Linked DNA regions of Homo sapiens: region 2 is linked to region 1. Evidence: read pairs that join two places in POLR2A ChIA-PET (ENCODE). Cell type or tissue: MCF 10A. All regions are shown on one strand.

Evidence for each region. ChIA-PET counts read pairs that join two places held together with the same protein. Peaks named below come from ENCODE experiments on the same cell type or tissue, not always from the same donor. Only the 100,000 strongest peaks of a DNase experiment are listed, where the experiment ranks them.
Region 2: POLR2A ChIA-PET joins it to region 1 with 16 read pairs; 3 of 35 experiments call an interaction of 5 or more read pairs at or near these places.

Annotation. Positions count from the first base shown.
Region 1 is chr7:106,421,349-106,429,348 of GRCh38, forward strand. No RefSeq gene overlaps it. Among named protein-coding and RNA genes, the nearest start is that of NAMPT-AS1, 140 kb to the left of the region's middle. RefSeq lists enhancers at 3,407-4,606, 3,990-4,089. In MCF 10A, no CTCF peak of the experiment used is centred here; DNase peaks (open chromatin) are centred at 23, 283 and 3,783.
Region 2 is chr7:106,213,474-106,221,473 of GRCh38, forward strand. It overlaps LOC124901719 (a long non-coding RNA gene), which reads right to left and starts at 3,703. Exons shown (of 2, transcript XR_007060467.1): 1 at 3,467-3,703; 2 at 2,952-3,094. In MCF 10A, no CTCF peak of the experiment used is centred here; DNase peaks (open chromatin) are centred at 3,138 and 3,798.

The DNA.
Region 1 (8,000 bases):
TGGTGTCGAGAGTTATTATTTCTTGCCATGTCAGATAGCCTTGAAGTGTTGATGCATTGCCAGGCAGCCAAGGCTGTTTCAAGGATGGCTGAGTCTGAGCTACTTATCAAGAATGAGTGCTCTGATCTTGGGTGGACATGTTTCCTCTGGCATCTTCTAGCCTCCAAGTTACTGCTTTCCCCTTTTTAGTTTACTGTAAGCTGGAGAGATGGATTGGCTCTAACCCAAGAAATAAGCACTTCCACTCACATAGAGGCCCCACAGAGTAAAAGCGGGAAGAATGAGCCCTCAGCCAAGCAGCCAGCTTGCCAGCAGACATGTGATCTGGGCAGATGACACAATCTCTTTGTTATTCAATTTCCTCTTATGCTAACTGAAAATAATACTAGCACTTACTTCCTAGGGTGGTTGTGGGTATTAAATGAGTTAATATTTGTAAAGCACTTAGAACAGAACCTGGAACTTATTAAATGCCGCATTTGTTAAGATACATACTGATACACATGCATACGGATGCAATAGGGATGGCATGGACGTTTGTGCCTTCAAAGACCTGGGTTTCAAGTCCAGGTTCTCTTTTACTGTCTGGGTCACTTTGGATGAATTACCTGCCCTGTCCAAGCCTGTTTCCTTACCTGTAAAATAGAACCAAAATACCTACCTAGAGTTATTTGAGAATGAAAGCAGGTATATATGAAAGCACAGAATCAGGCACATATGTGGTACTTAACAAATGTTTTTTCTTCTCTATTCCCTCGTAGGCCTCTTCCCAGTAGTCTCGCAAAGGCATAAGCCAATTTCTTCCCTCAAATCGGTGCTACTGTCTTGCCTACAATGCTCTGTTTTGTCTTCTTCCCCTCACTATTCTCTGCTTTGTTACCTCAGGAAACTTCTAGTGCTTTCTCTAATACTCTGAGGGTATTACAAATTCTTGGAAATGTTTAATTACAGCAGTTTTGAATTTCTAAGGAGCCAAAGGAGACCACAGGTCAGCTGGCATTTTCCCAGTACTGTCCCCACTGGAGGAGGTTAGCACTTTATTTGTGCCTGTGGGTGGGTGTGAATGTGGGCATGGGTAGGTGTTGGGGGGGGTGGCTCTCTCACACAGGCATGGGCTGTGATGTGCTGTGTCCACTCTGGATGTCTGAATTCTGGCTGCAGTTGTCAATAGAATCCATCTAGTGCCAGTCCCTCTCTCAGTACAGTCGGATGGAACCCTTTTACTTTGGACTTACAAAACAACTAAAGGGATGAAGCAGAAAGAACTACTGTTCTGTGAAACTTGCCCCGATTCATCATCAGGCTGTGTGCTCCCTGTTCAGAGACCATGTCCTCTTCTTCTTCTTCTTGTCCTCCAATCACCTTTAGCCATCAGATGCCCAATATTCATCAACCTCATCTAACCTGTTTCCTTGCTGTATCATCCTGGGCAATTTACTCAATGTATTAGCCCGTTTTTGTACTGCTATAAAGAAATGCCTGAGACTGGGTAATTTATAAAGGAAAGAGGTTTAATTGACTCATAGTTCTGCACGGCTAGAGAGGCCTCAGGAAACTTGCAATCATGGAGGAAAGGGAAGCAGTCACCTTCTTTACAAGGTGGCAGGAGAGAGAATGAAAGCACAGGAAAAACTGCCACTTTTAAAAGCATCAGATCTCGTGAGCACTCCTTCACTATCACGAGAACAGCATGGGGAAAACTGCCCCCATGATCCATTGAGTCTTCAGTGGAAGTGGGGACAGATGGTGTTGGGGTTAAGAGTCCTACATTTGGGTGAGCATCAGAATTTCCTGGTGCTTGTAAGAAAGTTAGGTAAGTTACTATTCCAGACCTATGTTCAGGAAAGGGCCTATGCAGTTGGGATTTGAGAATCGGAGCCTGTATTCCGACACCAGCCCTGCACCTAAGTATGGTCTTGGACAACTCTCTGACTTGTGGTTTCTTCACTTGTGGAGTGGAGATAACGGTACGGGCCCTCCCATCTCCCTGCATCATTGTGAGGGTAAAATGAGAAGGACAGGTGCAGGTGCTGATCATGAGTACAGGACACTTCCAGCTCCCTCAGCTATCGGTGTAATCCCCAGCTTGACATGTAGGCAGCTGCATTTTGGGGTCATTTGTGGCCTTGGGGACACAGAACTAATAATCAGGATTTTCCAACAATGTATTCAAATAAAGTCTGATGACTTCCGGCAGCTCTCTAACCATGAAGAATTATAGAACTTTCCTGGTACAGTAATACATTTAGAAAACAAAATAGAATCGCCATCTAAATAACTGAATTTCATTTTTTTTTTCAGGTCTTGATTAGGCATAGAGTTTGTCTTCTTAGGAATTAAGCCCAGAAGAGATAACAGTTCCAAACCACGCAAAAACATTTGTTTGACTAGGCTTTCTAGTAAAACACCACTCATCTTTCCTTCCTTCCTTCCTTCCTTCCAGTCTTTATTTCTTGACTGTGGTTCATCTTCTTTTTAAAAAAATTATCTCTTTTATATTGAGGCTTTCTATAAAGCTTCTACAAGTGCTTTTTGGAAGTAAGTTGGATTTAAGGCACGTGTAAAAGCCTGTGTCTCTCAAATTCCTCTGCCTAGAGTGAAACAGAATCTTAGTGAGAGATACAAAACAGCATTCTCTGGATTTACCCAAATCCATTCTGCAGCTGCTCCAACCACACACATCCTCACATCAAACTCATCCCCTAAAGTCTGGGATTCTCCAGGGATTATCTTACAGATACTGAGCATGACTGCCCACTGCTATGTGTGGCACCTGCTACCTTCTTCCTCACCTGCCTCTGCTTACGGGACTGGGGTCTCCATTGCTGCTGACAACCAAGGCAGCCTTAGAGAGCAGCACGTCTATGCTGGAGCACAGTGGAGGTGCCCACCACCACCACCCATGACACAGCTGCATCTGCACAGGGTCAAGGACACTGACATCAGCCTGGCTTTTGGGGCTGGCTGGTGCTGCTCTTGCCCCCTGCTTCCTGTAACCTAGGGATGCTTTTGTGATGAACTATTTTTGTTTACACTTGTTTTTTATTCCAATACCCTCATCTCAGGACCCAGGCGCAGGACTTCCCAGGACTTCTGGCCCTGGGCGCTGGGCCAGAAGACATCAGAGTGACAGGCACTGTGCTGTTCCTCAAACCCCACCAGGACCACCCCAGTCTCCATTCTAGTCCTGGTCCAGTGCAACTGAACCTAGTAGGTGCTTCTATTTCCCCCTCCTGTGAAGAGAGTCTTTCCTAGGAGACTCCATCACTCAGGTATGCAGACCCACAGGTAGGTTGAGCCACACATCATCCTGGCATTCACAGACTTACATCTAAATCCTAATCAGGGAGAGGAAGAGGACACAGCTATCTTAAGCTCAGGTTCCAGGTACAAAGTAATGAATGGGTAATTGGATAAATTACTGAATAAAAGAGGGAGAGAGAAATGGAATGAAAAGAAAAAGGGAAGGAAGGTAGATAAGTAAAAAGAAGAAAATAAAAGATTCTGGAAAGTAGTTCCTAACCCAAGTTCCAATCTCTCTCTCTCTCTCTCTTTCTCAATCATGATGGGATGGGGAGGGCAGAGGAATATGTTAGGACAGACTCCTCCACTTCCGTTCAAGTACCAATAACTAGATGTAGAAAGAAAGTATGCAAATTAGAAGACTAATGTTCTAAAATGAGTAAGAGCCTATTTGCTCACTCTTGGCTCTTAGGAAACTAGAGAACTCATGGGGAAGGCAGGCAAACAGAAGCAAGATTTCATCAGAACACTGGCCCCTTGTCAATTTATCACTCTGGTGAAACAGCGTGACGCTTGGGATTTCCCCAGAACGTCAAACTGCAATTTTACATGTGCTGCTTGGAAGCAAGCTGTGTAACTTCCTGTAATAAGGATTTCAAGTATTCAAGCAATAAATCTGAGATGCCAGAGCCTCTCTTAACACTGTCCTGTAGCTCAGCAACTCCAAATTAGCACAGCTCCACACATCCAAAGCCTGGAAAGGGTGGAAGATGAATATGAACGGACAGATCCCTCATGCTCACCCTTGGTGGTGAATTGAGTCATCAGCTGAGTATGGAAAGGAGTGGGGAACAAGCTCACAGGCTCTTTGTCTCCTTCGACTTTTGTTTCACATTTGCCAGGAGGTAAGGCCTTCATACCTGCAGCTGGGTCAAGTATCTGGAAACACGTGGGCTGCCAGCAGAGCCACTTCATGTCAGCATCAGAGTACAAAGTGAGTGTGAGACTGAGTGAGAATGTGAACTGCCAGGGTATTCCTACCCGTGTGGCCCAGGCCTGGCTGCAGGGAGGGCAAAGTCTGGCTGCAGGGAGGGGAAAGGTCAGCTACAGGTCCCACCACACATGTCCTCCAACTGCACTTTCCTTGTTCTAGCTTGGCATCAGCCCACCTTGCTGTGTGCCTTGCATGCCTCCTTCCTCTTCCTTTAGGAGGGGATAGAAGGGTCCAGCTGAGGATAAATACAACAATCAAGTCTTAGATAGCATTTGACAGCTATTTGATGAATGAATAAATAATAGATGCATAAATAAATGAATGAACAAATAAGCCAACAACTGGGTGTCAACAGGCAGACACGCACATTTTACAAATAGGTATTTCCCTACTTCTCCAGCGTGATAGAGTGGAGATCAATGGCTTTCACAATATCTTGTTAAACCTGAAAGTTTAACGAAAATATTCTCTTTTACTGAGTCCTTGTTAAATTAAAGAAAATTAGAAACAGCTACATATAGCCAGGGTAGGGGAAGGGGATGGTTGGGTAAGAAACCGAGAAACTTGAAGAAGGGGAGCAGATCATTCTGGTGGAGTAGGGACACCTGCCTTACCTGCACTCAAACATTCCCAAGTGTCGACTCCCAATTCCCAGTGAAGGCTGGAGGGGTGATGTTAATACCTCACACTGATAATCCACAGTGCCTCTCCTCAGGGTCCGCTGACTCTGACACCTTTCCCTTCCCCACTCTCCTCCCTCTTCCCTTCTAGCTCAAAGTTTGGGTGAGACTGAAAAGCCAATCTGGCTCCCACTTGCAGAGGAATCAAGGCCCCCAGAGTTTCAGAACCCAGAGGGCCCTTCGCTTAACACAGCACCTTCCTGAGAACTAGAAACAGGCGTCCCGATGGTAGTCACAGCTTCACAGGTGCATGGGGAAGTGAATGAAGATGTTGCCTTGTGTTAATTAGAAAAATATTCAATATCAGTCCTGGTCCTGGCGGGAAACAGATGACACAGTCAAAGTGGATAATGAAGGAAAGTGTGAGGGGAAGGCACCATTTACAAAGACGTGGGTGGGATTTAGGCAAACCTGCAAGGAATGGTATGGTATCCTGGGGCTAGCAACAGTGGGGAGCCCTGAGAGACAAGGAGAGAGAGAGCCCTGTACTGAGACAAAGCAAGAACTGTAGCTTTGGAAGCTGTGACCTTCAGAAAGGGAGAGAGACAATCAATGGCCCTCAGTAAGGAGAGGAGCCAAGAGAAACGCTCTTCCCTTTGCTCTCCTGCCAGCACCCCCAACGGTGGAACTCAGCCAGGTGCTGGAGGGAGGGGGGTGGGCCATGTCATCCACACAGGCCAGCCAGCCAGGGCACAGAGGAGGGTGGGAAGTGGGTCCAGAGAGGTGATGGGAAGCATCCTCATGGGTACCCCTTTCCCAGGCAGATGCAACCCTGTCCGTACACTCCCAAGGAGCCTCGCACAGGCTGCAGGTCAGCCTCGCTCTCTCCCGGGCCAGAAGCCCTTTTGCACGGCAAGACTTGCATAATCATATGTGACAGTCCTAACAGCCTTTGAGGACTATACCCCTTTTCATGTGTAAAAATATTACAAAAGGATCCCATGTCCCAAAATAAATAGAGAAAAACAAAACATTGCAAGCAGCTATCTCCAGCAACCATGTTTCTATTCTTCCAATTTGGCTCCACTTTCTCCACCAGCCTTTTTTTCTCTTCAGCAAATGGCACAACCTTCCACCTGGTCACCTGAGGCAGAAACCTGCTATTGCTTTGACCATCTCCTCCTTCATCTTCCACATCCAAATGAATGGTCACCAGCATGTTGGGTCCCTGCTGGAAGTCCATCACCACCTGTTTATTCCTACTGCATTGCCACAGGCCCTTATCCATCTTCCCGGACTCAACACTATGATCATTTCCAAGCTGAGCTCCAGCTTCTGCATGTATCCAGCCCCACTCGGTCTTCCACTCTCTCACATCCCATGGCCAGAGGTATCTTCTAGACAGAGAACATTAATATCATCTCATCACTCCACTGCTTAACATCCTTCTGTGGCTTGCCTTTTCCCATAGGCAAGTTCAAATGCATGCATCCAAATGGACGGCTCTTTACCGTCCTGCCCCATCAGGTCTCGCAGCTGCAACCCCCTCTCCCACCATATCCCTGCCCCCTTCACTCCCCTTGCTCCCTAACACTGACCTTCTTGCAATTCCTCCAAAGTATCAGGCCTCCTCCCACCTCTAGACAAATGCCCAGGCTGTTCTCTCTAGCCTGAAATACCCCCGCCCCTCCACTCCATCCAACTAATGCCTGCTTATCCACCAGACTTTTGGTGATGCATCTGTTGTTGTTGTTGTTTGTTGTTGTTTTGAAAACTGCATTGACCCTCTTTCTCTTTCCCTGCAAGCGGACTCAGGCACCTTTCATTTGCACCCATTCTCTACACTCTGTGAACACTCTTGTGCACCTCTCTTGATGCCACTGTGTTCTCACTGTTAATCTCCTTGTCTTTCACCCTCACCATCCCTGTAGCCCCATGGCCTAGCACATGCCTGGTTCTGCCTATCACAGGATCTGTAAGGGCTTACTGAAGTGAAGTAAGTTGTAATGAAATGAAAGCTTCCTAGGTTGGTGCTGCCTGACCTCTATCCAGTTAATCTATGATCAGGGTGGCTGTTGATTCTGTGGTACGCTATGCCTGTTTGATTCTTTATGACAGAATGTGATTTGCCTTGCTCTATTTTCATCACAGTTTACATGCTTTTAAGGCAAGAGAACCCCATTTTCTGATTTCTAAAGATTTCCCACCCAACTTCTGTTCAAATATTTTGTCAAACAATGGAAAAAGCCAAAGGCAGTTAAGTCCATGAATGGGGTTACATTGCATAGGCAAATAAATCTTCCCCTAGCTCTCTCCTTTCAAAGGGATGGCCTCAATAAATTCTTCAAGTAAGCTACTTTAAAAATATCTCTTCTACCACTATTTACCTCATTTGAATCTATCTGAATATGGAACAGAGTAGGAACATGTGAAATGTATTAGGTAAATCTTACATTGGTAGGAACCTCGAGTAAAGAGCTTGGGATACCTCTGTATTTGCTCCTTCACTCTTCTTACTTAGTAACTCCCATAACTCACATTTCTTTTTTGTTTAATAGTGTGTTAGGCACTTTTCTAGTTACATAAGCCGAAGGTCACTTTAACAGCAATAACAATTAGAATTTGCAGTTTATAGAACACTTCCACATAAAGCATCTCACTTAACTCTCAAATGCCTATGAGGCAGATACTGTTATTGTCTCTGTTTTGTAGATGTGGGTTTTAGACACTTCAATTTTGAACACTCTCATCTCACCTCTTACTCCAGTCATGTCCTCATCAACTTGTTCCACACAGGATTGCCGACCTTCACACGGGGGCAGCTGGACAGTGTGTGGACCTGGTCCATACTCCTGCTTCTTGCCCTGAGGTGCCCCTGATACTTCATGTAGGCACTTGTTGCATCCACTGGACACTCATATCTTGTACAACTTAGAAATGGATAGGAGTCGTGCCCATGTGGGCTCTTCTAATCAGTGGAGGATGGGCCAATATATAAATGTTTCCCTCTGTTATCTGAGGCCCATTTCACATGGCTCCTTCCAAGGCCAGTGGCCCCTCTGTCTATAGCGGTGGCCAACTCCACGGCACATCCTTGCATTGCCTCCTCCCCCTTCCCTGTTCCACTTCCCATCCCTCACTCC
Region 2 (8,000 bases), 210 kb before region 1:
AAAGTCCAGGACCAGACAGATTCACAGCTGAATTCTACAAGAGGTACAAGGAGGAGCTGGTACCATTCCTTCTGAAACTATTCCAATCAATAGAAAAAGAGGGAATCCTCCCTAAGTCATTTTATGAGGCCAGCATCATCCTGATACCAAAGCCTGGCAGAGACACAACAAAAAAAAGAGAATGTTAGACAAATATCCCTGATGAACATTGATGCAAAAATCCTCAATAAAATACTGGCAAACTGAATCTAGCAGCACATCAAAAAGCTTATCTACCATTATCAAGTGGGCTTCATCCCTGGGATGCAAGGCTGGTTCAACATACGCAAATCAATGAACATAATCCAGCATATAAATAGAACCAAAGACAAAAACCACATGATTATCTCAATAGATGCAGAAAAGGCCTTTGACAAAATTCAACAGCCCTTCATGTTAAACTCTCAATAAATTAGGTATTGATGGGACATATCTCAAAATAAGAGCTATTTATGACAAACCCACAGCCAATATCATACTGAATGGGCAAAAACATTCTTTGAAAACTGGCACAAGACAGGGATGCCCTCTCTCACCACTCCTATTCAACATAGTGTTGGAAGTTCTGGCCTGGGCAATCAGATAGGAGAAAGAAATAAGTGTATTCAATTAGGAAAAGAGGAAGTCAAATTGTCCCTGTTTGCAGATGACATGATTGTATATTTAGAAAACCCCATCGTCTCAGCCCAAAATCTCCTTAAACTGATAGGCAACTTCAGCAAAGTCTCAGGATACAAAATCAGTGTGCAAAAATCACAAGCATTCTTATACACCAATAACAGACAAGCAGAGAGCCAAATCATGAGTGAACTCCCATTCACAATTGCTTCAAAGAGAATAAAATACCTAGGAATCCAACTTACAAGGGATGTGAAGGACCTCTTCAAGGAGAACTACAAACCACTGCTCAATGAAATAAAAGAGGACACAAACAAATGGAAGAACATTCCATGCTCATGGATAGGAAGAATCAATATTGTGAGAATGGCCATATTGCCCAGGTAATTTACAGATTCAGTGCCATCCCCATCAAGCTACCAATGACTTTCTTCACAGAATTGGAAAAAACTACTTTAAAGTTCATATGGAACCAAAAAAGAGCCCACATTGCCAAGACAATCCTAAGCCAAAAGAACAAAGCTGGAGGCATCATGCTACCTAACTTCAAACTGTACAACAAGGCTACAGTAACCAAAACAGAGATATAGATCAATGGAACAGACCAGAGCCCTCAGAAATAATACCACACATCTACAACCATCTGATCTTTGACAAACCTGACAAAAACAAGCAACGGGGAAAGGATTCCCTATTTAATAAATGGCGCTGGGAAAACTGGCTAGCCATATGTAGAAAGCTGAAACTGGATCCCTTCCTTATACCTTATACAAAAATTAATTCAAGGTGGATTAAAGACTTAAATGTTAGACCTAAAACCATAAAAACCCTAGAAGAAAACCTAGGCAATACCGTTCAGGACATAGGCATGGGCAAGGACTTCATGTCTAAAACACCAAAAGCAATGGCAACAAAAGCCAAAATAGACAAATGGGATCTAATTAAACTAAAGAGCTTCTGCACAGCAAAAGAAACTACCACCAGAGTGAACAGGCAACCTACAGAATGGGAGAAAAATTTTGCAATCTATTCATCTGACAACGGGCTAATATCCAGAATCTTCAAAGAACCCAAACAGATTTACAAGAAAAAAACAACCCCATCAACAAGTGGGCAAAGGATATGAACAGACATGTCTCAAAAGAAGACATTTATGCAGCCAACAGACACATGAAAAAATGTTCATCATCACTGGCCATCAGAGAAATGCAAATCAAAACCACAATGAGATACCATCTCACACCAGTTAGAATGGCAGTCATTAAAAAGTCAGGAAACAACAGATGCTGGAGAGGATGTGGAGAAATAGGAACACTTTTACACTGTTGGTGGGACTGTAAACTGGTTCAACCATTGTGGAAGACAGTGTGGCGATTCCTCAAGGATCTAGAACTAGAAATACCATTTGACCTAGCAAGCCCATTACTGGGTATATACCCAAAGGATTATAAATCATGCTGCTATAAAGACACATGCACATGTGTGTTTATTGCGGCACTATTCACAATAGCAAAGACTTGGAACCAACCCACATGTCCATCAATGATAGACTGGATTAAAAAGATGTGGCACATATACACCATGGAATACTGTACAGCCATAAAAATGGATGAGTTCATGTCCTTTGTAGGGACATGGATGAAGCTGGCAACCATCATTCTCAGCAAACTATCCCAGGGACAAAATACCAAGCACCACATGTTCTCACTCACAGGTGAGAATTGAACAATGAGAACACATGGACACAGGAAGAGGAACCTCACACACCGGGGCCTGTCATGGGGTGGGGGGAGGGCGACGGGATAACATTAGGAGATACACCTAATGTAAATGACAAGTTAATGCGTACAGCACACCAACATGGCACATGTATACCTATGTAACAAACCTGCACGTTGTGGTCATGTACCCTAGAACTTAAAGTTTAATAATAGTAAAAAAAAAAAGGAAAAAAAAGAGAAAATGACATCAGACTCATATGTCTATTAGGAGAATCAAAGTATTACAGGCAAGGCATTTAATATAGTCCCTGGTACCTAGTAGACATTCATTAAATGTGTTTTCCTTCTCTTTCTGCAACACACAAATGCGGTGTGTTGTGGGACACAGGAACTAACTTGACAAATGGTAAGGATAAAATAAAACAAAAAAAAAGGTAATATTTGTGTAGTAGTTTCTGGCAGAGGCAGACCAGATAGAGCTAAAACACTCTAAGTTGCTGAAAAAGACTTAAAAACTTCTGTTAGGCATAGGGTACTGGCCTAGCTGTTGTAACTAAGAAAGCCCCACATATAATGGTTTAAAAAGATGGGAGTTTATTTTTCTCCATGTAATAACCCAGAAGTAAACTGTTCACAGCTGACAAGGCGGCTCGTCTTTCTCAACACAGGATTTCCATCTTTGGCTCCAACGGGGTTGCTTTGGATCCTGATATCATCTAGGTAGCGGGAAGGGGGATAAAGGCCAGGGGAAGGGAGGATGTAAATTTCTTTTAAGGACATGACTCAGAAATGACACAGCTCATTCTCACCCAGCATGACCAAATCCATGCTGTAAAGATGCCAAGAAAAGTACACTTGAACTGGCCAGAGAAATTCTCAGCTAAAACACAGGAGTGCTCTTATTAAAGACAGGGAATATGGATGTTGCTGGACAGGTAGCCATCTCAGCCACATACCTGTGTTATGTTTTCTCTAGTCTAAAACTTCAGGCTTTCAAAAAACAAACAAAACAACAAAGCTAACATAAACTCCAAAATATAAGCCCAATTTCTTTCTTGTTATTCAATAAATATTTATAGACTACTTACTATGCACTAGGCACTATTTGAAACATTGCAGATTCAGCAGACTGCAAAACAGATCAGCTTCCCGATCCCAGAAAGCTGTATTCAATAGGGAGAGAAGGTAAACAAATGAAAAACAGAAACAACAGTAGATACCAGTAAGAGCAAAGATGAAAATTAAGGCAATGGGGAAATGAGCGACTGGGTGGCTCCTCCCTTTGGGTGGTTAGGGAAGTCAGCCAGGCATTGGAAGAGCGGGAAGCAGAAAGTGCCTGCACGGGAAGCTGCAAGGGCAAAGGTCCCGATGCCGGGAAGATCTTGGAGGGTTTGTGACACGGAAGGGCTGGTGTGGCTGGATTTAGTGGGAGAGGGAGAAGGTTATAAGGGGAGAGAAGAGATCAGAAAGGCAGCTGGGAGCAGGCTTGTAGAGGGCTTTGCTAGCCAGGGACAGTTTGTTCTCTGGCATTTTCCAGCACTGATTGCATTGTACACAAAGTAGGCACCCAATGAGTGATGAATGAACAAACTAAAAGATAAAGACCTGAGGCTGTTGACACTCATAGCTTTCCTTTGCTTTACTTGGCAAAGATTAGGATTAACCTCTACTCATCCTTTGCATACCTCTCGCTCAGAACCTCAACACCTCTTTCTCCTTGCAAGATTGTTCTTAGTGTCCTTGGTAGCCCAGTGTCCCCTGGTTAAAAATGGCCTTAGGGAAAGAATTTGCGGAAAAGATGGCTATCTGAAGAAGATGACCACATCTCCTTTTTGGCTTTGTCTATTCTGTTCAACAGCTCCCATTCTGATTTTTTCCATAGGGTTTAGCAGATCTGGCATCAGCCTGCCACTCTTGGTTAGGGTTAAGTTTGAAGAGGCAGTGTAACAGTGGAGTGGCAGGATGGGATGGTAGTGAAGGCTGTGGCCTTTAGAGCCAGACTGCCCGAGTAAGGTACCTAGCCTTCTTGGTCATCAATTTACTTATCTGTGAAATGGGCAACCATAATCGTTCATGACTGCAATATTGAAAGCTTTGAAACTAAGATTTTTAGTAACTCACTTGAGGCAACACCTGTCCTGAGTTAATCTGAAACTGTTTGGAAGGAAAACTTGACATGAAACTACTTATAATCATTATTTATTCCATTTTTTAAATATTAGTGCATTTTGTTTGATTAGGAGACAGTCATAGACCCTTCCAGGGGAGTTATATAATTTATAATGTAATTTATAATGGGCCATACTTCTTAAAATCTGAAAAATTTTGAATTCCAAAACACTGGGCTTCAAGAATTTGGATAAAGGACTGTGAACCATTACTGTCCTTCCTAAAACATGGCAGCTAAAATGAATGTGAGCTGGCAGTTGTGGTTAATGTGCCAGCTCAAAGTTAAATGGGGAGTGAGAAGGTGTCTGGATGTCATGGAGTCATTCTCCAAACTTGCATTTCACCCTTGTGGGTGAGATGGTAAAATGTGGCTCAAATGATACAGTAGGAGGATTTTCCAGGCCTCACAGGAGTGTTTTTTGGGGGGAGATCTTACGGTGCTCCAGCTCTGGCCATTCTCCAGCTAATGGATTCAGAGGTGATTTCTGATAAATGGGGGTTCTTTTGGTTTCAGGTAAGCAACAGAAGTCCACATAAACTAGCTCAAGCTAGAGGATTATCAACGAAGCCAAAGTCAAGAGGCAGCTGGGCCTTAGGGATGTTCTGGAACTAGGAATGAAAGCACCGTGGACAGTTAAGGCTTCCCTCACTCTCTTTTTCCTGCTTGTATGCAAGTCCATCCATCCATCCATCTGGCTGCAGAGCAGCTTTCTCTGCTTACTAATCCACTTGGCAAAAACCAGCTACTGTCAACAGCTTCTGAGCTGTCTCTCCTGCATGAATTCCAAGCTCCCCAGGAGTAGGACATGGGCTTGGCCCATTGGGCTAAGGAGATGCGGTGGTGTGTGGGGTCAGGTCACCCTGCCCAAACATGGCTTCTCCCTCAGTAACTTTGTGGATGGAGAGGAATGGGCAGCTACTAGTAAAATGTGGGAAGGTTGTGTGGGGAAACTGTGTGAAGGTTAGAGAGCAGAAGAGTTGGATTGAGCAGACCCTGGTTCACACCAAACCAAAAACAAATAGTAAAGTGATGAGCAGGTAGGACAGGCTATAAGCAGAGGTGTCTCTGATCCTGTATCTTGAAGGAAAATCACACTCACCTTCACTACCACATCTGTTTGTACCAATGGCGGTTTTTTAAAAAAGGCAAGGTGAGAAACTGATCAGTTCAGGAAGGCGCTATCTGGTTCTTGTTGGGGTAGGATGGGGGAAGGTATAGAAAGGAAGATAGAGCAACAGCACTAGAGAACAAAGGGATGGTTGAAGTGTTTCACCTCCCCAGTCTATCAGTGCACAGGCTGTGCCTGGTTTCCTTCCACACAGCTGTGTCTCAACATCAGAACAAAGGATTTCCTCTGGGCCCTTTTGTACAGGTCGACCCAAGATCCTTCCTTGCCTATCAGCTCCTGGGGGCTATGACCACTTTAGATGTGGCCCCGCCTCATTCTTCCTGCTGAGAGACAAAATCAGGAGAAGTCCAGTTCCCAGGAAGACAGTAGGAGGAAGATTAGGAGGAAGGAGTCCCTGCTGTCCTTCCCATGGTAGAAAAACCATGCCTTCCTCCCCAAGATTTCACTTAATTGCTACTCCTTTAACTGTGTAGTTACCTTGCACTTGGCATGTTTACTGGGTGGGACAAAAATCAAGGGTCTGCTTGAGGACTTTTGGAGAGGAGACAAATCCAAATACCTTCTGACTTGGGAGCCACTTACAAGCTTAGGTCCAATCTGTATGATTGGAGAAAGTAGCCCAGGACTATCTTTTCATATAGATGCAGAGGCGCAGAACAAATAAAGCCCCATTCTTTGATAATTTACCTGGGGTTCAGAAAGTTTATTCTGAGCTTAATTCCATAAGATCTTCTCCAAATATATGTTGCAGTCACTGGCTCCTTCTTGGCATTTGAGCTAACATGGAACATTTTCCTCTCTAGCCCTCCTAGTTCTGTGATTTAGATTGACCATGAGGGCAAGGTAATAGAGGAGGAAGGTGAGGAAAGGACCAGAAATATGATGTGTCTGCAGACAGCAGGAGTATCTAGTCTTGTAAGCTGTTGCCTCCCTGATGCAGCCCTAGATTCCCTAGAAAGGACCTGCTCCTGCCCCCACCAGTTGCCATGGCAGCAGGTTCCAAGTAACTCCAGCCCAAAGTTTTACACTTAAGAGGCATGCAACCAACAGGTAAGTAATGACAAGAAGGGCTGTGTGTGCAGTTTGGGTAAGATCAGGCCCTGGTAGAAAGAGCTGTGGGCTGGAGGTCTGACAACCTGGGTTTGAGTCATGGCTCTGCATGGTGAAAACTTGGGCAAGTCACTCACTCCTCCTGAACTTCAATTTTCATATCTATAAAATAAGTTAAGATTGATGATCTCTGGGATACTTCCTGCTCCAACTTGCTGGGTTCTGCTTGCCTTTTGAGCATCACAGTTCCAGAAGCACTCTAGGCCTTTACCTGGAAAGCATGGAGCCAGGAAATGTGAAACTCGAATAGCCAGTTGGATTGGTCTACTTAGGCTGCTGTAGCAAAGTACCCCGTGCTGGGCGGCTTAAACAACAGAAACACATTGTCTCACAGTCCTGGAGGCTGGAAGTTCATGATCAAGGTGTTAGTAGGGTTGGTTCCTCCTTAGGGCTGCAAGGGAGAACCTGTCCCAGGCCCCTCCCCTAGCTTCTGATGGTTTTTGGGCAGTCTTTGGTGTTCCTTGGCTTGTAGCTGCATCACCTGGTGTCTGCCTCCATCTTCATGTGGCATCCTCCCTGTGTGTGTGTCCGTCTCTGTGTCCAAATTTCCCTGTCCATGACACCAGTCACATTGGATTAGGGTCCATCCTAATGATCTCACTTCAACTTTATTACCTCTGTAAATACTGTATTTCTGAATAATGTTACATTCTGAGGTACTAGCAGTTACGACCTCAACTTATCTTTTCTGGAGGAAACAATTCAACCTATAATACCAGTTGTAAGTCTTGGCTAAATATCTCTGCATGGAAGAAGTGGAAAAAGTGAACTAAAAATAAGTTTTTATTTTTTAAAATCAGGTGATATTTTTATGCAATACTTGAAGCTGTATTTACCAGCTGTTATCAGGTTTGAGATGTAGTGTTCCAACAAATGATTCTCTGAAAGGAAACATAACATGCTCCTTTCTTTCTTTTCCTTTTTACTTGCTTGTTCCCTCCATTCTTTTTGTTTCTAACTTCAATGCATTAATTCTTACTCCATTCCCCTCCACTCTCCCTACCTGGGTTTTGCAAAATAAAGACAAATCTGTTCTTTATTCTCTGGTTCACCTTCTAGAAGAAAAATGCAGCCAACATCCTTATTGAATCATTACTTCTGCTTTCAAAGCCCCCTTTCTTCCTCTCCACCTTTCCAGGAACTGAGAAATCTTGGGGCTGGATGAGACCTGAGATGTTTTCTAAGCCCCTAACTGACTTGGGTCTCTTGTACA